Regions from separate parts of the Homo sapiens genome. Here all the other regions are linked to region 4. A link is a loop called in an ENCODE intact Hi-C map of the cell type or tissue named here. Cell type or tissue: PC-3. All regions are shown on one strand.

Evidence for each region. Hi-C counts contacts between places; a loop is a spot of excess contacts. Peaks named below come from ENCODE experiments on the same cell type or tissue, not always from the same donor. Only the 100,000 strongest peaks of a DNase experiment are listed, where the experiment ranks them.
Region 1: a loop joins it to region 4, with 6 times the contacts of the local background. A loop is called at or near these places in 2 of 110 quality-filtered maps.
Region 2: it touches region 4 in a loop (4-fold over the local background); 2 of 110 quality-filtered maps call a loop at or near these places.
Region 3: it touches region 4 in a loop (5-fold over the local background); 2 of 110 quality-filtered maps call a loop at or near these places.
Region 5: it touches region 4 in a loop (4-fold over the local background); 2 of 110 quality-filtered maps call a loop at or near these places.

Annotation. Positions count from the first base shown.
Region 1 is chr10:54,937,523-54,942,522 of GRCh38, reverse strand. It overlaps a transcript of PCDH15 not described here. Among named protein-coding and RNA genes, the nearest start is that of PCDH15, 140 kb to the right of the region's middle. In PC-3, a CTCF peak has its summit at 1,916 (motif pointing right); no DNase peak of the experiment used is centred here.
Region 2 is chr10:54,412,721-54,417,720 of GRCh38, reverse strand. The region is part of intron 3 of PCDH15 (protocadherin related 15); the gene reads left to right. Among named protein-coding and RNA genes, the nearest start is that of MIR548F1, 190 kb to the left of the region's middle. In PC-3, a CTCF peak has its summit at 2,020; no DNase peak of the experiment used is centred here.
Region 3 is chr10:54,131,502-54,136,501 of GRCh38, reverse strand. It overlaps PCDH15 (protocadherin related 15), which reads left to right. Exons shown (of 38, transcript NM_001384140.1): 15 at 3,495-3,627. Among named protein-coding and RNA genes, the nearest start is that of MIR548F1, 470 kb to the left of the region's middle. In PC-3, CTCF peaks have their summits at 2,896 and 3,101; no DNase peak of the experiment used is centred here.
Region 4 is chr10:54,799,179-54,804,178 of GRCh38, reverse strand. PCDH15 (protocadherin related 15) reads left to right here and starts at 2,948. Exons shown (of 38, transcript NM_001384140.1): 1 at 2,948-3,254. In PC-3, a CTCF peak has its summit at 2,918; a DNase peak (open chromatin) is centred at 2,898; H3K4me3 peaks cover 482 bases.
Region 5 is chr10:53,995,822-54,000,821 of GRCh38, reverse strand. The region is part of intron 20 of PCDH15 (protocadherin related 15); the gene reads left to right. Among named protein-coding and RNA genes, the nearest start is that of MIR548F1, 610 kb to the left of the region's middle. In PC-3, CTCF peaks have their summits at 2,667 (motif pointing left) and 2,668 (motif pointing left); no DNase peak of the experiment used is centred here.

The sequences.
Region 1 (5,000 bases), 140 kb before region 4:
AAAGAATATTTAAAACATGTTATTAAAATTATTTGAGGACTGATTTCTGGAATAGTGAAGAGCTATGAACCTGGTCCCCAGGAAAAAAAAATAACTCGTGAAAATTATTTACAAATAAGCAAACAATTTAAAGTCTCTGGATATTTTCCAAAGGACATTCCTCAAATAAAATAAAATCTACTAAATTCTGATAGAAGCAATGCAAACCTGTGGCATTGGCACCACAACCCACATCTCCCTCAGAATGGCAAAGCATATCTGTGGTTCCTAATGAACAACACAGAGGTTTGACCCAAGAAGAGAAAAAGGGAGTGAAAACAGAGAGCATCATGTATCTTCCCAAGGAAGCAGAATTTATTTAGAATGAAAAAGTTTAGGAAAGTGTAGACCGAAGAGCACAGTCAGAATAAGCCATAAACGTTGGCCTTTGATTCCTGAAAATCAGTCCTATTCTGATTGGACTATATTGGGGAGATATTCCAGCCCCAGAGTATTGTCAAAAATAATAGTGCAATCAGATAGGAATTAGTAGAGGGTAACAACTGGGTGTGATACTTGGAGTGTCAGATAGCTTACCAGAGAAATCATTGAAAGAGACAGTCAAAGAGAGTCTGACTAAAGCAGTTACTGCATCGCCCAGAGAATATGCACATTCCCAAGGCTGAATCATTTGAAGATCAATATTAGATTGTTGTACAATACGGGGGGGAAATAGACTTCAATAAAGTAGTCAAACCAAGTTAGTAAAAACTATAAACAAGAACATAACAAATATAATCTCCAGTATAGAGCAGGGAATCAGTATGCAGATTTGCTAAAATATATAATTTTTTAAAACTCTAGGTTTTAACAAAAAATTACACGGTCTACAAAGAGGTAATAAAGTATGATCATGCACATGTTAAAAACAATGAAAACAAAACAATGACAAAAACAGGCAGATGCTGGGTTAGCAGACAAATCTTCAAAGTATCTATTCTAAATGTGTTCAAAGAACTAAAAGAAATATTTAACAACATACAGTACAGTAAGATGGCAATGCCTCATAAAATAGAAAACATCAATAAGGAGATAAAAATTATTGTAAGAAACCAAAAATAAATCTTGGAATTGAAAAGTACAGATGTTGAAACGAAATGTTCTCTAGGGAATCTCAACAGATTTGAAGTAAAATAATCATTGTACAATGTAATATGTATAAAATTGTAGCACAAAAAAGAGGGGTAGAAAGGGAATAGAGATATATAGTGTAATGTTTCTGTATCTCACTGGAGTTAAATTGACTATGGAGGTGAAGTAGTTTAAAATAAGATGTATATTTTGAGCTCTAGATTGAACATTAAGAAAATTTTAAAAAGTAAACATATTGTTAAAGTAATTGAAATATTGCACCAAAAAGTATTTACTTAATGAAAATTAAAGAAGCGAAAAAGAACACAAGACCCAAAAAAGCATACAGAAAACACAAAAATAAAATGGAAGACATAAATCTAACTATATAAACAATGACATCAAAAGTAAATAAATGAAACAATCTAATCAAAAAGCAGTCATTGCTAGACAGAATTTTCTAAAATCCTACTTTATATTGTCTATAGGAGACACACTTTAGACTCAAAGATTCAAATAGGTGGAAAATATGAGGATGGAAATGATAGCAACCACAAGAATGCTAGAGGAACCATATTAGTAATAAACTATAGACTATAAAAAGTTTTTTTTTAATTACCGCAGATAAAGATGAAAACTTTCTAATGATAAGAGGGGCACTCCATCACAAAGATATAAGAGTTACAAACACATATTCACCCAACAGCAAGACACCAAAATACATGAAGAAAAAAATGGACAAATTAAGAGATAGAGAATGCAACCATATCTGCAGGCTGCAGTGTCCACTTTCAACAGTAGATGGAACAAGTAGAAAGATCAATAAAGACATAGAAGACTTGAACAACAGCATAAACCAACCAGATCTAGATCTAGATCTAAGAGAGACCTACAGAATAACCTATCCAATACAGCACTATATACTTTCTTTTCAAATGCAAATGGTACGTATTCAAGGATCATATTGTAGGCCATAAAACTAGCCTCAATAAGTTTAAAATATGTGAAATCACACAAAGTTTCTCTGACCAAAATAGAACTAAATAAAAAACGAACAACAGAGCAAAACTGAGAAAATTTACAAATATTTGGACATTAAACAACACACTCTTTAACAATCAATGGACCAAAGAGAATTTACAAGGGAAATTCAATCATATTTTGAGATAAAATGGAAACACAATATAATAAAACTTATACGATACAGTGAAACCCATGCTTAGAATGAAATTTATATCTGTAAGTATATATATTTTAAAAAATAATAATCACAAATCTGTAACCTAACTTAAACCTAAAGACACTGATACATTTTAAAAAAGGAAAAAACTAAACTTAAAGCCAACACATGGTAGGAAATAATGATTATAGATGAAATTAATGGAAGAGATAACAATAGAGAAAACCAAAAAATCAAAAGGTGTGCTGTAGTCTGAATGTGTCCCTCCAAATTCACTTGTTGAAACCTAACCCCTAAGGTGATGGTAGGTATTAAGAGCTGGGTTGTTTGGAAGGTTATTAGGTCATGAGGTCTCTGATCTCACGAACTAGATTAGTGCTCTTATAAAACAGGCTGGAGGGAACCTGTTTTGCCCCTTGCACCATCTGAGGACACAACAAAAAGGCATTGTTTCTGAATCATAAAGTGAGTCTTCACCAGATGTCATATTTGTCGGTGCCTTAATCTTGGACTTCACAGCTTCCAGAACTGTGACCAACACATTTTTATTTTACAAAACCTTCCCTTTGCTGATTAAAAAAGGAAGAACACTCAAATTACTGACTCAGAAATAATAAAAGAAGGGACTTTATGACTGGCTATCCAGAAATGCAAAAAGATTTTAAATGAATACTACGAACTACCAAATGCCTACAAATTACATCACTGATTTTTTTTTTTTTTTTTTTTTTTTTTTTTGAGACGGAGTCTCATTCTATTGCCCAGACTGGAGTGCAGTGGCGAGGTCTCGGCTCACCACAAGCTCCGCCTCCCGGGTTCATGCCATTCTCCTGCCTCAGCCTCCCGAGTAGCTGGGACTACAGGGGCCCGCCACCACGCCCGGCTAATTTTTTGTTTTTTTTAGTAGAGACGAGGTTTCACCGTGGTAGCCAGGATGGTCTCAATCTCCTGACCTCGTGATCCACCCACCTCAGCCTCCCAAAGTACTGGGATTACGGGCGTGAGCCACCACGCCCGGCCTACATCACTTTTGATAAAATAGAAAATTACCTAGAAAGACACAAACTACTGAAACTGACTCAATAAGAAACAGGAAATTTGAGAAGACTTATGTGTTTATTTTATATTGCTGCTGCAAAAAAAATACCAAAAATTCAGTGACTTAAATCAACATAAATGTATTGTTTTACATTTCTGTAGGTCAGAAAACTGTCACAGTTCTCAAAAGAATAAAATCAAGATATTACCAGGGCTTACTTTCATTTTGTTAGGTCTTGTTTAAAATTCATTTCTGTAACCTTCCCAGAATCTAGATGCTAGCCACAATCCTTTGCTTATGGCCCCTTTCTCCATTTTCAAAGCCAGAAACTTTACGTTTTTCTATATCTTTCTTCCAGAATGACATCTCTCTAAGATCAGAGCGGAGAAAAGTTCTCCACTTTTAAGGATCCGTGTGGTTAGATTGCAATCACCAAAATTATCTAGAATAATCTCCCTTTATCAAGGCTCTTAAATTAATTATATTTGCAGAGTCTTTTGCCATATAAATTAACATATCAACAGTTTCTGTTATTAGGAGGTGAACATTTTTGCAGAATGATCATTCTGTCTACCACAATCTATAATGAGTAAAGAGATTAAAATAGAAAAGTATAAATGTCTCACAAAATAAATTTCTGGCTCAGATGCCTTACTTCATAAATTATGACAAATATTTAAGAAAAAATTAATACCAATTCTCCCCAACAATTTTTTAAAAATAGAATAGAATATATTACATCCCAACCCATTCTATGTATTGCTGGCATGTGAAAGCTAAACCGAAATATTACGAGTAAGTAAAACTATAAAGTAATATCTTTAATGAATATAGACAAAAAAATTTCACTTAATACTAGCAGACTACATCCATCAACATATAAAAAGTACTATACACTATGCTAAACCGAAATATTACGAGTAAGTAAAACTATAAAGTAATATCTTTAATGAATATAGACAAAAAAATTTCACTTAATACTAGCAGACTACATCCATCAACATATAAAAAGTACTATACACTACGATCAAGTGTGATTCATCTCAGAAATCTAATGATAGTTTAACAACTGAATAAAGAACACAAAGCACATGACCATCTTAATAGATGAAGCAAAAAACATTTGACAAAATCTAACACTCTTTAATGATTAAAAATATTCAACAAATAGGAATAGAGAGAACTTTCTCATACTGAAGAAGGACAACAATGGAAAACTAAGAGAATCCTCTTACTTAAAGGTGAAAGACTAAATGTTTTCCCCTAAGATAAGGAATGAGACAAGGACGTTTTCTCTTACCATTCCCATTTGACATTGTACTCAAAGTTCTAGACAAGGTAGTTTGGCAAGGAAAAAATAAAGTCTTGGAATAAGAAATTTTTAAGTATCTCTATTTGAAGATGACATAATTTTGCAGATGGAAAATTCTAAGGAATTCATTTCCTAATTAAATTATTTTCTGTAGTAGTAATTTAGTGGTGATTATTACTAAAAGTGATAATTAAGACCATCGAGGTTGCAGAGTCTAAGATCGACATCCACAATTCAATTGTATTACTATGCATTAGTGATTCACAAACCAAAAATTAAACCAAGTGATTAATTACATTTACAATAACACCCCAAAAAACAAAATACTAAAGAATAAATTTAACAAAATAAGTGAAAGT
Region 2 (5,000 bases), 390 kb after region 4:
GATATCAAAAAGCTATCCAAAGTTTGTTAATATTTGTGATAATATTATTTCAAAAGACAAATAATGTTAATATACATTCTCCCATTCTATATTTGATTAATAATCGGGTGAAATAATTTTATTACATCAAGCATTTTTTCCTGTTTTGCTAGTGCTATGAAATAGTAAACATTGTTAAATATCTCTATATCATTGAAAAGAAAATTATTATTATTCTGTCACAGCAGAAACAGCAGAATTTGCAATTCAGCACCCAAGACTATGTGAAAGGGTCAGATAATTATTTCTTTTAATCTCTTAAATAACTTCTTTTCTCTTGGTTTTCTATTCTATCACTCCCCATTTCGTCATTTATGCTAGACTAAGATCTCAGACCTCTTCTGTGAGAGAAAAGTCCCAGTATTTAAAAAAAATTCCAATTTGGATAAATGCAAATCAGTATACAAATTCCTAAAGTAGATCGACGTAAGTGTAAACTGAAATGTAATTCTTTAATAGCAGCATTGGCGAATAACACTAAAAAATTTTGGTTGCTGGATGAGGTAGCTCACATCTGTAATCCCAGCACCTTGGGAGACTAAGGTGCGTGGATCACTTGAGCCCAGGAATTCCAGACCAGCCTGGGAAACATGGTGAAACCCCATCTCTACAAAAACATATTAATGGGAGAAAATTTTTGCAGTCTCCCATCTGCCAAAGGCTTAACATGCAGAAGTCACAAGGAGCTTAAACAAATTTACAAGAAAAAAACAACCCCATCAAAAAGTGGGCAAAGGATATGAACAGACACTTCTCAAAAGATGACATCTACATGGCCAACAAACATGAAAAAATGCTCAACATCAGGGATCATTAGAGAAGTGCAAATCAAGACCACAGTGAGATACCATCTCATGCCAGTCAGAATAGCGACTATTAAAAAGTCAGAAACAATAGGTGCCTGTGAGACTGTAGAGAAATAGGCACACTTTTACACTGCTGCTAGGAATGTAAATTAGTTCAGCCATTGTGGAAGACAGTATGGTGATTCATCAAGGATCTAGAACCAGAAATACCATTTGACCCAACAATATCATTACTAGGTATATACCCAAAGGAATATAAATCATTCTACTATAAAGACAAATGCACATGTATGTTTATTGCAGCACTATTTACAATAGCAAAGTCATGGAACAAACCCAAATGTCTATCAGTGATAGACTGGCTAATGAAAATGTGGTACATATACACCAAGGAATACTACACAGCCATAAAAAAGAATGAGATCATGTCCTTTGCAGGGACATGGATGAAGCTCGAAGATATCATGCCCAACAAACTAACACAGGAACAGAAAACCAAACACTGCATGTTCTCACTCATAAGTGGGGGTTGAACAATGAGAACACGTGGACACAGGGATGGGAACAACACACATCAGGGCCTTTTGGGGGGTGGGGAGCTAGGAGAGGCAACTTAAAGGACGGGTCAATAGGTGCAGCAAACCACCATGGCACACGTATACTTCTGTAACAAACCTGCACGTTTTGCACATGTATCCCAGAACTTAAAGTAAAAATTTTAAAAATTTTATGTGTATATATATATTTAGCTTGGCATGGTGGCATGTGCCTGTAGTCCCAGCTACTCTGGAGGCTGAGGTGGGAGAATCACCTGCGCCAGGGAGGTCAATGCTGTAGTGAGCTGTGATCACACTACTGCACTCCAGCCTGGGCATCCAAGTGAGAACCTGTCTTTAAAAAATAAAAAAGTCGATTTTTTAAAAAATATTATACCTATTCACCTCCTTAAATTCACTTTATATTTTCAGTTGTCATTGGAAATACCATTTGGATCAAATGATTTGTATGGGAAAATCACATGTAGATAAATTGTCTTTTACCCAATCGAGATCATACAACATTTCCCATTTTATTTCTCATTTTGTCATTTTTGTTTATGTCAATAAAGTCACCTTTCTACCATTTCTAATATTTTCATTGTTTGTCTGTCACACTAAATTTACCTTTATATCATCCCTAGTGGCCAATATAATATGTGGTATATAGATTGTAATAATACATTTTATAATCTTTGAATTTTTTTGATTATGTTCAACTATTTTCTTTTCACATATATCACATCTGTGAATATTATTTAAAATAATTTTGCATAAATACTTAACTATTTTCTAAATTACTTTCAAATAATCCCATTGCTAAAATTTGAGAATCTCCTGCCTTCTTGACAACATGGAATATTTATTTTCTTCTTTCTACCTTTTTTTCTTCTCTTGTTACTTACTTTAGTACTTCTCTCTTTTTATTACCTCCTTCTCTGTCTGATTTTTTTAAACTATTGACTATTTTTAAAAATTTCTTCAATTTTTCTTGGAACATCCATATTTTTTAATTGATCTTGAAACTTTTGTTTCATAGTAATACTAACCTTTGTAATTAGTGTGACAAAAATGTATTGCACAGTTTGAACCCCTTTTGTGGATAAAGACCTTATCAATAATTAAGCTGTGACAATAGGAAAAAAACAAACATATTACCACAATTTAAACATATACCACAATGTACTTTCTTATCATATTTTGAATTTTTTCATAAATACTTTAGAGGTATAGATTTTAAATATTTCTATGTGAAATATGAAACATTTTAAACATTTCTATGTGAAATGGTATTTCTGGTTGAATATTTTTCCTTTATGTAACTTGATATCACATTTCACGTTTTACCACATCAATTGATGCAAATACTTACCAATTTTTTTTCTAATACGTTCCTGGTTTTATGTTGTTCATTTAAATGAAATAAAATTCTATTTTTAATCTGCTTTTAAAATAAGAACTCTAGTATGATTTTAATTCTTTTTCTTCAAGTGCCAGCCTAAATCTTATATCATGGTATTAAAGAACATTCAGACAACCTGGCTCTACTACTTACTATTGCTGTTGCTTTCAGCAAGTGACATAAACTCTCTGGGCTTCGTTTTCTCATGTGTTATATAATGCTGATAATGGCATGTATCTAAAATTATAAATTTAAAATTTTTAACTTGTAAGTCTTTGTAAGATTGTAAAGAGACTTAAATCAGTTAATATTTTCATATAGCCTGACGTATAGTAAAAAGTTGACAACTGTGTTTTAAATAAAGTATCAAGTATTCACTGACTGAAAATTCTAACTTTATCAAAAATTTAATTTCAAAATAAATGTAATATATTCTTCCATATTTGTATACCTACTTCTGTTCTGTAGCCCAATATTATGTTTGTCATTCATTATAGGAGAACTCTGTCTTAATAACTTTCTTTTTATAGAGTTACCTGGTGATTATTCACATTTATTCCGTCATGTAAACATGCCAGGTCCAAAACCCTCCAAAAATGTTTGATTGGAATTATGTTAATTTTGTAGATTAATGTTAAGTTTGTAGATTCGAGTAAATGAACACGTTTGTAATATTCAATCTTCTCATTCAAGATAATGATATGTCTTTCATTTGATTCAAGTCTTCAGTTTTTGGCCTTCTAGGACATGTTATTGTTTCTTCTTATATCTCCTATGAGTACATGGTTTCAAATTAGTTCATGTCACTATTATAAATAGGATCATTCTTCAATTTTCTTTTGTAGTGTTTTATTTGTGTAAATTTAAGGGGTACAAGTGTTGTTTTGTCATATGTATATATTGTGTAGTAGTGAGAGGCTGAGAGATTGCTTTATGGGTACAACGTACACTATTTGGGTAATGATTTGGGTGATGATTACCAAATGTCCAGTGTAATCATCACCCAAATAGTGTACATTGTACCCATTAAGCAGTCTCTCATCCAGTACCCTCCTCCCACCCTCCCATTCTTCTAAGTCTCCAATGTCTATTATTGCAATTGTAGGCCATTATCGTATGTGAAATAACTCAGAAACAGAAAGTCTAATACCGCATGTTCTCACTTATAAGTGGGAGCTGAATAATGTATACAGACAGACATAGACTATGGAATAATTTCTCATTTTTTTAAATGATGAAATATAAGAAAGTTAAACATTTTTTAATATTTATTGGTCAGCTGGCTGAATTATGAAACTTACATTGATTCCCAAAAAGGCTTTTTTAAAAAGCTGATTACTTCAATTTCTGAAATAGAAAATCTCTTCATGTAGAAATATGATCAATAGATCTCTTACTTTTTATCATATTTATACTTGTTTCATTTGTTCACCTAGAGAATGAGCTAGCACTAAGGTTTTGAAATAGTAGTGTACATAAAATCACCTTGGTAGACTGTTGATTATATAGTTTCCTGAATATTGTTGTCAGAGGTGGAGATGCAGGAAGTGACCCCAGGAATCTGAAATTTTAAACAGCAACTCAGATGACCTTTGATCAAGTGGTTCCTGGACTTCACTTTGAGAAATAGTGCCTTCAGATTCACAAACCAACAATCACAAAGAGCTGTAATAGATAGCCAACCATGTATTATTATCATTAAATTGGAAGGCCCTTCGTTACTTGTCTATTAAAAAATTTTGCTATTCGTTGAGAGAGAGAGAGATGCTATATTGTATACAGACCATTCATTTATTTAACAAACAACTAGAATACAATACTATGGGCCAGGAAATTTGCTAGACTTTAAGTTTCCTGCTAAACATATGTTCATGCTCCCTTCTTTCGTGGAATACAAAGTTCAGTAAGCAAGTAGGTAGGCCATGGCCAGGTCTGCCTTTCTTAGTCTCTCCTGTGTGCATCAACAGGCTGTGTAGCCTTGCACACATGCAATATGATAGCACAAGTGTTGCCTGGTCCTTATCATCTAGCTTGTACATAAACAATGTAATGGCCAGGCGTGGTGGCTCATGCCTTTAATCCCAGCTACTCAGGAGGCTGAGGCAGGAGAATCCCTTGAACCAGGGAAGCGGAGATTGCAGTGAGCCGGGGTCACGCCACTGCCCTCCACCCTGGCTACAGAGCGAGACTCTGTCGCAAAAAAAGAAACAACAGCAA
Region 3 (5,000 bases), 670 kb after region 4:
GTAAACTGAAGATCTAAAGAATATCGAAGCAGAAAGGGCCTAGCTTTTGAAAGAAAGCTTCGAATCTGCAGTACAGATATGTTCCAGGTCAAAAAAAAAAAAATGTTAAACAGTGAGGAAGTCTCTTGGATCCAGGGTTATTGAAGACGTTAAGTGACTTTGTAGAGTTTTTCTCCTGAGGTAATTTAAAAAAAACAGGTGAGTCTACATATTGTACTTTTCATGAGATTCTGAAGCAGTGGTCTTCAAAGTCTAGTTTCTATAAGTAGAACTTTGGAAATTTGTGAAAATTGTAGATTCTTGTATCCTACCCTAAAGATTATGATACAACATGCTCAAATTCTAACACCAACATACCCCATGCTCAGGAGGGGTGAAGGAGTATCAAGCCTTTGTAGGAATTTAGCCAAGTGAAAGGATTCAATTAAAATATCTACAGTATTATAAAGGATGTAGCTAAGGAAAATGCAAGATCGTTTGCACTATTCATAGAGTGGAATAAGAAACCTTAAGCCTTATTTTGAGTAATTTATTAAAATAAGTTATAAAAGTATGTTTCATATATATGTATACATGTACTTACATATACAAATATATAAACTTATTTCATCTTTATGCTGACCTTAGATGTTATTATTATTCCCACTTATTATGTGGAAATAATGAAGCTGAAAGAAATAATTTGCTCTAGATCATTGAGGGCAGCGTCAAAATTCTAACTCAGGAATATCTGGTTACAAATTCTGTGTTCAACATCACTCACCTACTTTTATTACCAATAACGTTGTAGGACTTGTTATGCATAGAGAATGTGCTATCAGAGAAAAGAAGGAGATTCATAAAATGTTTTAAAAACTTGATCAACAACAGACCCTAAAAGAAGCCAAGATCTTCAAGGGTAATATCAGGGAAAATGTTTTACATCTTGGGGCTGCTTCTGGAGTCAGATCACCACCTGGAAGGATGTTAGGTCTACCTCAGAATGACGATTCTTTTGTTCTCACAACACGGAAGTGGGAATCTTTGCAGTATACAATACATTTTGTAACTTCCCATTGTTTCATGTTTACATTAATAATTATAAGTATATAAGCAACATTTCATCATCAGTTTGAACCCATTTAAGAAATATAATCTGATTAACTGTATTGGCAAATTTTGATACTAAATAGATAAAATCAGAGGCAGAAATGAATACAGATATTTTAACTATGAAAGTTTAAAATATTTTAATTTAAAGTGAGATTACTTTAGAACAATATCATGATAAATGTAAGCATGAAATTTTTTTTTTTTTTTGAGACAGAGTCTCGCCCTGTCACCCAGGCTGGAGTGCAATGGCACGATCTCGGGTCACTACAACCTCCGTCTCCCGGGTTCAAGCAATTCTCCCTTCTGCCTCAGACTCCTGAGTAGCTGGGATTACAGGCCACCATGCCTGGCTAATTTTTGTGTTTTTTAGTCGAGATGGGGTTTCTCCATGTTGGTCATGCTGGTCTTGAACTCCTGACCTTGTGATCGCTCACCTTGGCCTCCAAAAGTGCTAAGATTACAGGCATGAGCCACCGCACCCAACCATGAAATTTTTAAAAGTCACTGTAGCTTTTATGCTTACTATTCTATTGGTATCTATCTACTGATGATATGCTCAGAAACAACTTGAATTTAGGTATATTATAAAGTGACAAGCTATAAAACGAAATTTTAGTGCCTATGATCTGAATTTCTTTTTTTTTTTTTTCTTTTTTTGAGACGGAGTCTTGCTCTGTTGCCCAGGCTGGAGTGCAGTGGCGCAATCTTGGCTCACTGCAAGCTCGGCCTCCTGGGTTCACACCATTCTCCTGCCTCAGCCTCCCAAGTAGCTGGGACCCCAGGCGCCCGCAACCACGCCAAGCTAATTTTTTGTATTTTTAGTAGAGACCGGCTTTCACCATGTTAGCCAGGATGGTCTCGATCTCCTGACCGCATGATCCACCTGCCTCGGCCTCCCAAAGTGCTGGGATTACAGGTGTGAGCCACCGTGCCCAGCCTGAATTTCTTTCAAAAGGTTTTGAAAAGTAGAATGTTGTAGTTAATAAACTCAGACAAATATTTTTGGTGACCATGTCTTTTAATTGAAGCATCTTATAAAGAGTTTGGGACTACTTTAAGGAGATTCTAGGCCAGGTGTGGTGCTCATACCTGTTATCCCAGCACTTTGGGAGGTTGAGGAGGGTGGATCACCTGAGGTCAGGAGTTCGAGACCAGCCTGGCCAACATGGCACAACCCATCTCCACTGAAAATACAAAAATTAGCCAGATATTTTGACACAGGCCTGTAATCCCAGCTACTTGGGAGGCTGAGGCAGGAGAATCACTTGAACCCGGGAGGTGGGGGTTGCAATGAGCAAAGATCATGCCACTGCACTCCAGCCTGGGCTGGAGAGCAACTCTCCGTCTCAAATAAATAAATAAATAAATAAATAAAGATTCTCATCCCCAAATAGAAATTATAACAAATGTGTTTTGAACTAAATCATGACTTTGTTAAATTCAAAGCATACATCTTAGGCAGTGGTGGTATGTTTGTACAAAATGTTATATGTATGTGTGTGTGTATATGTGTGTGTATATATGTGTATATATGTGTGTGTGTGTGTGTGTATGTATACATATATATGTTTTTTCACGATAGAGGGCTAACCTTATGTATTTTCAGATCTCATTGATATATTTCAGCTAATGTTTCCACCTTACAAACCTTGACTAACATGCTTCTTCAGTTTTTGTTTTATAAAACAAATTCAAAGTTCAGAGATATCAAAGAAGTTGACTATGTCAATGCTAATTTTTTTTCCTTGTAATGATAAGGTATCTTGTCCTTCAAGAAAAGCTCCTGTCATTATAAGGGCTTTATTAAATCTAATTCCTAGCTTATCATATATTGCTTTTTAGAGAAGATTTTAAAACGTATTTAGTTTTGTTTGCAACTATTTTACGTAGGATTCTTTATGATCCTGACTCCTCACATGCACTTACATTAAGCCATTGATGTCAGCAACAGAACTGATAAAACGCAGCCCATAATTTGTTTTGTGAGTTATTGTAATCAATACTCCCTCTGCTGGTTTAACAGCAAAAAAGCCCCAAGGACAGCTTTTATTACCAGATGTTTATAGAATGATTTTGCTATTAGAGAAGCATTAAAAACAAAGTCAGAAGTCAAGGCAAGTTAATTTATTAGCTTTATTTGTATAGCTATTCCATTTTAATTCATACTATTAATCTAAGTAGGAAAAACAGATACTGGAGTCAATTACTTTTACTAAGATAATTTCATAAAACCATTATACTTTGGTGGTAGTTTTTTCTATCCTTTCATTTTGATTGTATTATTTTTCATAAAATTTGGAAATTTTTTCTCCTGTAAACCCAACAACTGAATAAACAATGCAGTCTAACATTAAATGTGATGCAGATTCGTAACCATCTTCTTTTCCTCTCTTTCTCTGCAGGAACTCCATCTGCACTGTGTATATTGAAGTGCTTCCACCAAATAATCAAAGCCCTCCTCGCTTCCCACAGCTGATGTATAGCCTTGAAATTAGTGAAGCCATGAGGGTTGGTGCTGTTTTATTAAATCTACAGGTATGTTCCTTGGTGTGTGTGTGTGTGTGTGTGTATAAATTCTAAAGTGACAAGCTTGGCATTTAATGAGTTTATATTTGTGTATGGAGGGAGAAACCTCACATGCTTGCCTCCACTCTAGTGAATGAAAATTCCATCTGGAAAGGAAAGCAAGGGTAATATGGATGGAGGGTTTCCACAGCTAATCTATTCTATTGATCGCCACAATTGAAGAACTAACGTTTGGCAGGCAGGGATTAGCTGCAATCATTACAGGAGAGAATGAAGGGATTGGAAACACATACTTGAATATTTTATACTTTGGATCCAAAGAGTCTGCAGCTGACTATTATTTTCTGTCTTGTATGCCTTTTGTCCAGCTGGATTTATTTTTGATGCAGTCTTGTGTAGGGGAATTAACTTTGTACTCAAAGGCTGATGGTAGGCATTCTAATTCTGAGACAAACCCCACTTCATTTTATGGCCATAGGCAAATCTTGTAATTGCTGTGGTTTTTATTCCTTTAGAAGAAGGGGGTAGTTTTAGCTGATATTTTTATTTGTAGCTAGAGATTCATGAGCATATGTGTTACTTGCAAGATGATAGCTTGGTGTTCACTGTTTATATATTTCTGACCAAAGTATCTTTGGCCAGGAAAAGCTCTATCTTTGACTGAATATGCAGCTTCAAGTTGGGCTAAATACGGTGTTGATATATTTTCACTTTGCTATGCCAATCATAAGAATCATAAGATGACGTACTATTTTCTATATGAATGTTCAGAGAACAGAGTTTATCTTCTGGTGTTATGTGGTAATTGCAGAAGTTGCTGATATGAGAATTCATGAAGCTGGCCTTAAAGCCTAGGGGAGATTTTAACATGACTAACCCAGGAAAATCCCAGCATCAATCTTTACCATCAGCTGACGTGACATAAGGCACAGCTACATCTCGCTTAAATCCCATTCGAATATTAACACCCTGTCACTTAAATTCGGATGATATAAAAGTGAAGATTTCATAGAATGTTTGTATTGAAAATGATGCAAAAATAACACATCAATCTTATTTTTGAGATGTGGAAAGCTAACCCCATAGAAAGTAACTGCTGCTTAAAATCAGTTGATTGAGTTTTCATCACTTCTAAAACAGGGCTATTTCTGTTATATCCTACTGATTACTGATAGCTGCTGAAATTTTCTTGGCATTACCAAGTACTACTTTGTGTCTCTACTCTAATATTTATTCTGTTGCTTTTCTCCAGGTACTTAGAGAAAGTTTGCTTTAATTGATCATTTAATATTGAAACAAAATTATATGAAGGTAGAGATATTAGTAATATGGAAATTTGGAGGATTTTCATGAAATAATTAAAAGAAAGGGAATAAAACCTA
Region 4 (5,000 bases):
AGTCCCAGCTACTCCGGAGGCTGAGGCAGGAGAATGGCGTGAACCCAGGAGGCGGAGCTTGCAGTGAGCCCAGACAGCGCCGCTGCACTCCCGCCTGGGCGAAAGAGCAAGACTCCATCTCAAAAAAAAAAAAGAAAATTTTTTTGACAGCTTATTTTGTTTATTACCACTTTTTAATATGTTTCATAATTAGTACTTCAAGAGCTATATAACTATCCTTAAAATTATGTAATGAAATTTATATATCCATTTTTCTATAGTTGATAGATTTAATGATTCATTTTTAAACTGTATTATGTGACTTTTAAAATTTTTTAATAAAATTCTAATCATCAATGTTTAAATGTTTTAAATGTTAATGTTTTCAATGTTCAAAATCTTTCTAAAGCACCTAATACAATCTCTTTCCGTCGTAAAGTAAACTAAACCTAATTTCATGTATCTATGATTGACAGCTATGATTTAAAGAGCAACTCCTGTGTATCAGACTTTGTGGTAGACAGTTTACATTTCCTCTCTCATGTAACAGACCACTCTGTATGAGCAGTGTGTCTAGTCCACATGCACCTCTGTGAATTTTAGAGAAAGCATCTTTAGACAAATGAATAGTGGATAGCATGGTGTTGCCTTTGTGGAAAGAAAAAAAACGGTGCCTCTTCCTCAGACCCACCCCTAAGCCAGAGCACAAAGGCTCACAAGCTTTTGTCATTTGGTTACATGGCACTTTATCCCACTCCTCCCCAGCCACCTTAACTCAAGACCTTGATTAAGGGTGGTAAAATGCAAGTTCAGAAAGTTAAGCGTCTTAAACCAGGATTCTACAAATATATTAAAATTAGAAACTATCTGTCAAAAAATAGGTATTTTGTTAAAGAAAATATACATATACATGCAATGAAACATAGATGATAATTTAAACCTATATGTGTTTATAGAAGTGAATGTTCACGATATATTTTAAGAGAAAAAAGGAAGTTAAATGTCATATTCAGAGTAGGATTCAAGTGGACTTTACAATGCAGGGGAGGTGACAGAATATTATGCAACACTTTTTTCAAAGAAAATATCATCTCTAGTAGTAAATATTACAGTGACTCCATTTTGCTTACTGTGTTTTCAAACTGGTTAAAACTTAACCTTTATTCATCCCGAAGTAAATATTGCATTTTCACATTTCATTAAATATGTTGTTCTGAAAACTAGATATTGTAATTTACTTTTGAAAATGAAAATCAGCTGTTGTCATTGACAAGTGTTCAATTAGTAATAATTGAATTGCTCTGAGAAGATGAGGAAGGGATAAAATTTTCTGTTTTCTAGCTATATTTCTGATGTGTCATCAGAGTTATCATTGAACATTACCACGAATGAGGCTGAATTGTCATTAGAAAAATAACTACACTTAATAATTCTTATGGTTACTGAAACAATCTTAAAATACCAGCTGCTCTATTCAACAAATATCAATATATGGATTGCTCCACAGGTGAGACATTTAGTGAAATGAACAGAAAAACTTCTCACACAAAATATGCTCATTATTTAAACATGTATCAATAAAGTTATCTTTATTAACACATCAATTTTAAAATCTAAAAATATCAGTTCTAACAAGTGTATAATGTATTCACTTATTACAAGTCCTCATTGACTCCCACTGATCTGTGGTTTTAAGGAAGCAAGTAATTTAGTTTGTTTCAGTGGTACATAAAATAAAAACAAATGGGTTCCACTTGAGGCTCAAGGGGTTCATCTATAATTATCTGATTTACTTCTACACGTGTTAATGTTTAAAATGTATAACACATTTGGCTTGCCTCAGATTATTTCCATATTCTTAAAGATTTTTCCCTCCCTCTGGAAAACTGAGCCTGCAAGATAAGTCCATTTTGTTTTAAATGAGATGTTATTTTCTGCAAATGCTTGTGCATAAATACGGCAACATTTCTGGAGGCATGGTTTTCTTTTTCTTCTTAGAGTTAATGTATCATCCTAGTAAATAATCCACATGGTTCATTAAGAAAACATGTGTTCTGGGGCTTTTGTCTGTGATAGTCTTCACCTGTCATTTTCAACCAGCCTCAGCCTATCTGCTCTGTCACAATCACTACTAAAATATGTTCCTAAATTGCTTGTTTCTAGATCCTTCCTTCTCATATGCTCAGGTGAACACATGGGTGAAATTTAATATGGAATTGAAATATGTACTATGCAAGATAGATTCCTTAAGAAATGTTTCTCTGATTTATATGACATAATTGTATTTTACTAGTTTACCTGTCCATCTGTAAAACTTTGTTTTGGAGATTTCATATATTACAATGTTTAAGAAATATGCTATAATGTTTTGTATAGTATATTTCTTCGTGATAACCTTATATACTACCAGTCACACGTGTTTGTAAAAATCTAAAGAGTACTTTTGGCTCCTACAGAATGTGTGAAGTTGTGAAATTGTTTTTTTGTTTTGTTTTGTTTTGTTTTTATGCCCCAAAGATGTGGAGGGCTTCATATAAGAGGGTAGATTTAATGAGAGAGAGAGGGAGAGACAGAGAGAATGATAAAAGAAGCTTAAGAGATTATTTTATCTTGTCAACGACATTGTTATTGAATGTAAGCTGCTAAACTTCTTAGATAAAGTAAAACAGTAAAAACAAACACACAAAACAGAACAGAGAATCATCAGACAGGCTGACGAACACAGTACAATAAAGCAGCCAGTACCGATGATCAGTGGACATCAATTTGTCTTTTGGGCTGTAGCACCTGCTACTAATTGGTGCAAAGCGCTCACCAGTCAGTGCGTGGTTTAGCGCACTCAGCTGTCTCCTGTATGTGCTGCGAGAAGCAAGATAGCTAATTGCTGTTGCTTCAGTGCCAGTGAAATCAACGTGCTGAGCTAATAGCGACAGATAGAGGGCAGACAGATTCCTGCTAGCAGCTTAGTGTTAGTTGCTTGTGGTAACTAAGGCAGGTGGCATACATCTCAGAACGTGGAGAATGATGGTATGCTTTCTGAGTTAACATGTTGAACTGTTTTGCTTTTCTAAAAATTTTCCTAGTAACATTTTCTTGATGATATGAGAGTGGATATCAATGCCTCACAGAAACAAGAGGTGGAACATGTGAATGAATCGTCTTGGAACTAGATTATGAGCACTGGTTCTTTTTAAAGGGATGTGCAAGAGGCAGCCTTGGCAAGAAAACTTGCTGCATAATCTTACATGGACTAAAGATGAAACTTTAAACCGCAAGTAAGTTCTTCCCCCGCCCTTCTCTTATTTTTTTCAAATTTAAGGCAGCAGTGAACCACAGAGAAAGTTAAGATGTTCTTTCAGTACAATGATCTCTGTCATGATGCTACTTTCTGTCATGCTTGTTGAAAGAATAGAGTAGTAATGATTGCAAGTGATTATTTGCTGGAAGAGTGAACACAACTGCCTGTCCTTTCATTCTTCCTGATTACTGTCTGGTATTGTAATTTTGTTTAGATGACAATGTAATCTTTACAAAGACACAAGCTTTTGAATTATAACTCTGGTTTGTTATTTAAAAGAATTTTTAGTCCTCAACCACTTCTTCTACTTCCTCCAACCTGAAAAAATACAGAAAAATGGCATCAGAATTGACTTTTTGTTTTTCTGTGTGCAAATATTGATGATTTGTTTTATGAGTGGTTGTTGCTGGAGGTTATAGTTGGCAGTTGAGTTAAAGTAGCTAATTCTGCCTCACAATGAACAGTATTTTTTGTCTTTTGTGAGTATACTGATATTTTTACTGTGGATGTTTTAGTTTATTAGAATATTTACTTCCTTTGTGCGTATCTGGAAGCATTAACCATTTAGAATTTGAATCTAGGTCAACTGTATCCTTCTAATACAGAATTAATGCTAGATAGTATTAACAGCTTTCCCACTTTGTGATGTGGCCTTTACTTTAAAAAATATACTTTGGTAGCTATAGAGTGGGTGGGCCCTGAATAACAAGTTTCAGGTTCAGTGTGTTGATACTCTGTGTCTCTAGTACACACAGATGGCCATCGATTTGATGGACTTGTAGCACGTATGCAGAAAGCCATTGTTAACTAGAGTATAATATGATGGCCTCCTGTAAGGTTAACTCCAAGTCATACTCATTTGCTTTCACAAAAGAGCCAATTGTCAAATCTAGTAACCAAATACTTAAGTTATTATGTTGCTTAACATTAGAGAAACAAATAATCTGTAAAAGAGGCATATTTTGAGCGCAAAATGCTTGCTGTGGTTTGCACAGCAGGTATGAAGCTTTGTTGTATATGCTCATGTGAACTGTTTTTTTGTTTTCTTTTCACAGAAAATTGGTTTTACTATTAGTTTCTTTAGTTTGCTTAAGTTGTGGCTAAGTGTGAATGAGTGAATGTATCTGTACATGTGTGTCTTCAAGTTTCAGCAACTTGATCCCCTTGACTGTGGACTCATTCTCCTATGAAATAAAAGTGCCATTTAATGGGTGCCCAATTCCACTGAGTGGCGACCTCCTAACCCCTCAGCTGTTGCAATTATGTGCTGAGCAGGAAATGTGAATCCCTACAACTTTGCCCCCCAAATTACCCTTAAACATAATCATTAAGTGACCTGAACAGGTCAGAGTTTGTGCTACCTAAGTGTCAGCAACTTCTCTGGAAAATTATGGCATGAAGTTTTGAATATTATTCACAAAAAGATTTAAATAAAACATTTCATTTTCTAGGAAATGTTTAAAAATATGGTATACCCACTGATAATATTTGATAAGTATCTGAACTATAGTTTTAAAAAACACTAATAATTATGCTTTAAAAAAACCCAGTGAAAAATAAATGTCCATTACAACTTTGCTCTTAATTTGTTCACATTTAAATTTTGCATGGTATGTGTTGTATCTTTTTATTATACAACTTTCACAGCAGATAGGCAGACATAAATTGTTTTTATGCCACTTGCAAAAATTCTCCAGTATTTGGTTCATAGCTTATGTTTGAA
Region 5 (5,000 bases), 800 kb after region 4:
TTGATATCCTTTTCTGGGTTTGGGAAGTTCTTCATTATTATTCCTTTTAATAAACTTTCTACCCTTATCTCTTTGTCTGTCTCCTCTTTAATGCCAATAACACTTACATTTGCCCTTTTGAGGCCATTTTCTAGATCTTGTAGTCATGTTTCATTGATTTTGTTCTTTTTTTTCTCTTGCCTCCTCTGACTGTGTATTTTGAAATGGGCTGTCTTCAAGCTCACTAATTCTTTCTTCTGCTTGGTCAATTCTGCTATTAAAAAACTGATGCATTCTTCAGGGTGTCAGTTGCATTTTTCAACTCCAGAATTTCTTCTTGATTTTTAAAATTATTTCAATCTCTTTGTTAAATGTATCTGATAGAATTCTAAATTTCTTCTCTGTGTTATCTTGAATTTTTTGAGTTTTCTCAAAACAACTATTTTGAATTCTCTGTCTGAAAGATCACTCTCTCTGTTTCCCCAGGATTGGTTTCTGGTGGCTTGTTTAGTTCATTTGGTGACTTCATGTTTTCCTGGATGATATTGATGCTTGTGGATGTTTGTCTGTGTCTGGGCATTTAAGCGTTGGGTATTTATTGTATTCTTCACAGTCTGGACTTCTTCGTATTTGTTATTTGGAAAGCTTTTCAGGTATTTGAAAGGATGTAGGTGTTGCTAAAGCTGTATCTGCTTTAGGAGGCACCACAAGCCCAGTAACACTGTGGTTCTTGGCAGACTCTTACTACCTTAATGGTCTTGGATAAGATCCAGAAGAATTCCCTTAATTACCAGGCAGAAACTCCTGTTCTTTTCCCTTGCTCTCTCCCAGACAGAGTGTCTCTGTTTGGAGCCACCTGGAGCTGGGGTTGGGGTGACACAAGCACCCCTGTGGACCCCACTGCTGGGACTGCAGTGGGTCAGACCTAAACCCAGCACAGCACTGGGTCTTGTCCAAGACCTGCTGTAACCACCCTGGCTACCACTTAAGTTTGTTCAAGGCCATGGGTCTCTATAATCAGCAGGTGGCAAAGCCAGCCAGACCTGTGTCTTTCCCTTCAGGGTGGCAAAAATCTCCCAGGCCCTGAACAGGTTCAAAGTTACCGTCTGGAAGTCAAAACCTTAGAATTCTACCTTGTGTTCTTGTGTACTGTGGCTGAGCAGGCACTCAACCTATGAGAAACAGTCCTTCTCCACAAGCAGAGGAGCCTTACCCTGTGCCACTATCAAAGACCCTTGGGGAGTACTGCCAGGCTACCACCAATGTTCACTTATGGCCCATGGCCTCTTAAATCAGCTTGTGGTGAATATGCCTAGCCTGGCAGTAAAAATATCAAATATTTTCTTTAGCTGCAGATGTAGCCTTTTATGACTTTTTATGCAGAAGCATAAAAGAAGGGAAATAAGTCAGTAAAGACAAGGAGACAATACAGAAATTGAGAGAGAAAAAAACCCAGCAGAATGCTAATAATATGAGAAATATGAGAAACAGCAACTTGGACAGCAAATAGAAAGTGTCTAGTAGTGGAAAACAGAACTGGTAAGAGGCAAACAATCAACCATACACCCACGTAAAAGTAGGTATCGGCTCCATAAACCTCAAGGCATTATAGAGCAGCCATATAGCTCAACAAGGATAATGCTAATGCTAGACCATAAGACAGAAACAACTAAAGTCATTCCGCCCATTGGCTTATACTGTCTGTGTCTCCTCATAGAGCCTGAATTAGCTTTAGTATGGTAAGGACTGGCATTTGCTATATACATATCTTTTTTTTTTTTTTTTTTTTTGAGACTGAGTATCACTCTGTCACCCAGGCTGGAGTGCAATGGCGCGATCTCGGCTCACTGCAACATCCGCCTCCTGGGTTCAAGGAATTCTCCCTTCCTCAGCCTCTCGAGTAGCTGGGATTACAGGTGCCCGCCACCATGCCAGGCTTATTGTTGTATTTTTAGTAGAGACACAGTTTCGCCATGTTGGCCAGGCTGGTCTCGAACTCCTGACCTTGGGTGATCCGCCCACCTCAGCCTCCCAAAGTGTTGGAATTACAGATGCGAGCCACCGTGCCCAGCCTACACGTTATTTTTAAAAAGATGATCAAGTTCCAACTAGTTAGAACTTTCTACTTATCTTCTAAATAAAAACTGTTCTATAGGTTTTTGCCTGTGATTCCAGAAAATCAAAAATTTTATCATCTTTTTCTCTTTATTTTTATTTTTTTTGTGTGTGTAGAACTTCAACTTGTCATTACATTTACAAACTTACCAGCAAGTTCTTATCTTCCTAGCATGATCATTAAAAAGATTCCTTACATCTTCTTGGTAGTCTGCTAAAGGAGAAAAGGTTTCTGTGATTATTACAGACTCTAATGTAGCAAATAAATAAATAAAACATAGTTTTCTCCTGTTAGCTACCTACACCTTCAGGTATAATTTTATTTGCTTGACACATGGAAACAAATTGCAGGCTTTATGAGTATAACCATTTTTTAAAGTTTTCCTTAAGAAAAAAACCATAAGGTTTTTCAAGTTGTAAATCATAACATTCAGAATACTCTTTTGAAGCATTAAAACTATTTTTTGTTGAGACCAATAAAAATTTTTACCAAAAGAAACAAATATTATGGGTTTTAGTGATACAATTCTTAACTACAGAGGAGGAAATATTTCTTTTTGCTAATACTACCCTCTAGTGGAATAATGGGCAAGAGAAAAGAGCATGGTTTTGGAGTGCTGAGCGAGTCCTTAATTTACTGCACAAGAGAACATTTGCACAGAAGCCGATTTATATACATTTTTGTTCAGATGTCCCTGAGCATAAATACAGTGAACTATTGATTATGCTTGTTGGAATTGCATTTCAATACATTTCTCCTCTTGAAATAATGCATTGTGGAAAAACTATATGCAACTAGCTGCTTTTGTAACCACAATGAAAGATTATAACCCCAAAGTATGTACAACGTGCCATAAAAAGAAATACTACTACAATAACTACATTAATTTATTCTTCATCCTGTCAATAGAAAATAAAGGGGGAAGAGAACCAATCTTTTCATAGGCTTCAGTCATTTACAGTCTTAGGTGTGTGTCTAATCAGTTTGTGAATCACTGTACATTCAAGTTAGAAGGTGAATCCAATGAATACTTCCCAAGCAAATAAAAAGTTCATCATATTCAACACTGTGAACAGCTGTGTTGACATAATTGGAAAAGTATATACATTTTTTTTGTTTCTGAAGAATCAAATTTTCCAAAAAGTACCTTGTGACATTAAGGTTTTAAATTTCCCCTGAGAATAAAATAAAGAATAAAATTTTTAAGAACATAATGAGCTCATTGGAAACTCATGCATGGAAACATTGCAGTGTTGGGCTCCTTCCTTTCGAACCTTCAGAAGTTACAATTTAGGGGTGCTAAAGGATTTCCACACCCTTAGTTACCACATCCACTTATTAAGTTAATTGGCACTCTTGGAAAGGGCACGAAAATGTGTGAATGCTAATGTTTTATATATTTACTCCCTGCATGGAGCCTCAAGATCAATACCCTTCACAGTCCTCATTATAGAGAACTAAAACTTCTCGGTTCATTTACTTGTTCAGATTCTAAAGTCCATAATTTATTGTAAAAATATTTTTCATAGAAGAGATGGTGAATACTGTATTTCAAAACAGAAGAAATGATATTTTTTATTTTTCAGTTTTGTGTACAGTTCAAGTTCTCCTATTAGAATATGCAGGTTTATTCATATTGACTACTCAGAACTCAACTCTATGGCGAATATAAAAGGAAGCATTGTTTGATAGTAAGAAATAATTATTCTGACTTCTTTGCAAAAAGAGAAGTTTGAGATCTGTTAATTTATGTGTTTCCAGCTTAATACTGTACAGGAAAATTGTTGTGTCTAAGCAAATATCAAAGAATATGTAGAATTTTTTAAATTTTGTTTTTACTAGCAAGTGAGAAAAAGGGGACTTGGAGGAGAAGAGCAGATAATTAACAAATTTAGGTTTCAGTTCAAATATGTTTGACCCACACTACCCAAAACACGGTAGGGTAAGGATTATTAAAATATTATAAATAAATAAATCTGCCATATGAATAAGCATTATTTATTGACAAAAGATTATATACAATTATCTCTAAAAGATAAAATGATTCAGAAAAATATGGTCTTCCTTTCAGGGGACTTGATTTATTATTTTGGCCCTGATAAGTAGATTAATTTAGTCAAAGTTACTAGCCTTTCTGCAGATTAGTATTTTTACTAGCCTAATGGCAGTTAAGTGACACAAAGACAGGGACATCTTTTTCTTGAGTCACAACAGTATCTTCAGTGCCTCGCACTGAAGTGCTAAATATCTGATGAAAGTGGGAAATACCTGATAACTATTTATTTAATGAACTTGACAATGCATGAATAACAATGCATATATAGCGCCAAATTGGAAAAATAAGATACATATAAGTTGCTCTGAAAAAAATTCAGTAAATTAACATTGTTTTCTGTGTATAAATATATCTAATCTTAAGTGTCATTATTTTAGTGCGCTGCAGAGAAAATCTCCTTTTATCATGTAAAATGGCAACAAAGGATATTTCACAGTTTGTATCTGAAATGTTCTAGTCAGTATTATGCTAAGTATATAAAATAATTTACATTGCTATAAAAACATATAAAGAGCATTTAAAAAAAATCTTTTACGCCTGCTTCACAGAATGTAGCTTTTAAAGAAACTTGTTCTTATTTTCAAATGTTAAAATTTTACCTCTTACCATTAGAAGTTAGAAAAAAATTCCAGGGTCACTTCAGTCTCCAAAAGGCATGTTTTTGAGGGTGAAAGACTTTATTCCAGTGGAACGGCCTTCAGTTGATATCCACACATTAATATTGTATGAGAACTCTGGCAGTTTCCTCTGAGGTGCCAGTCTGAAATGAGAGTAATGGAATTGAGAGGATGGAAGGCTGACAGTGGTAAATAAGTTGTGTGATATGAAGACTGGGAGTCAATCTAGTAA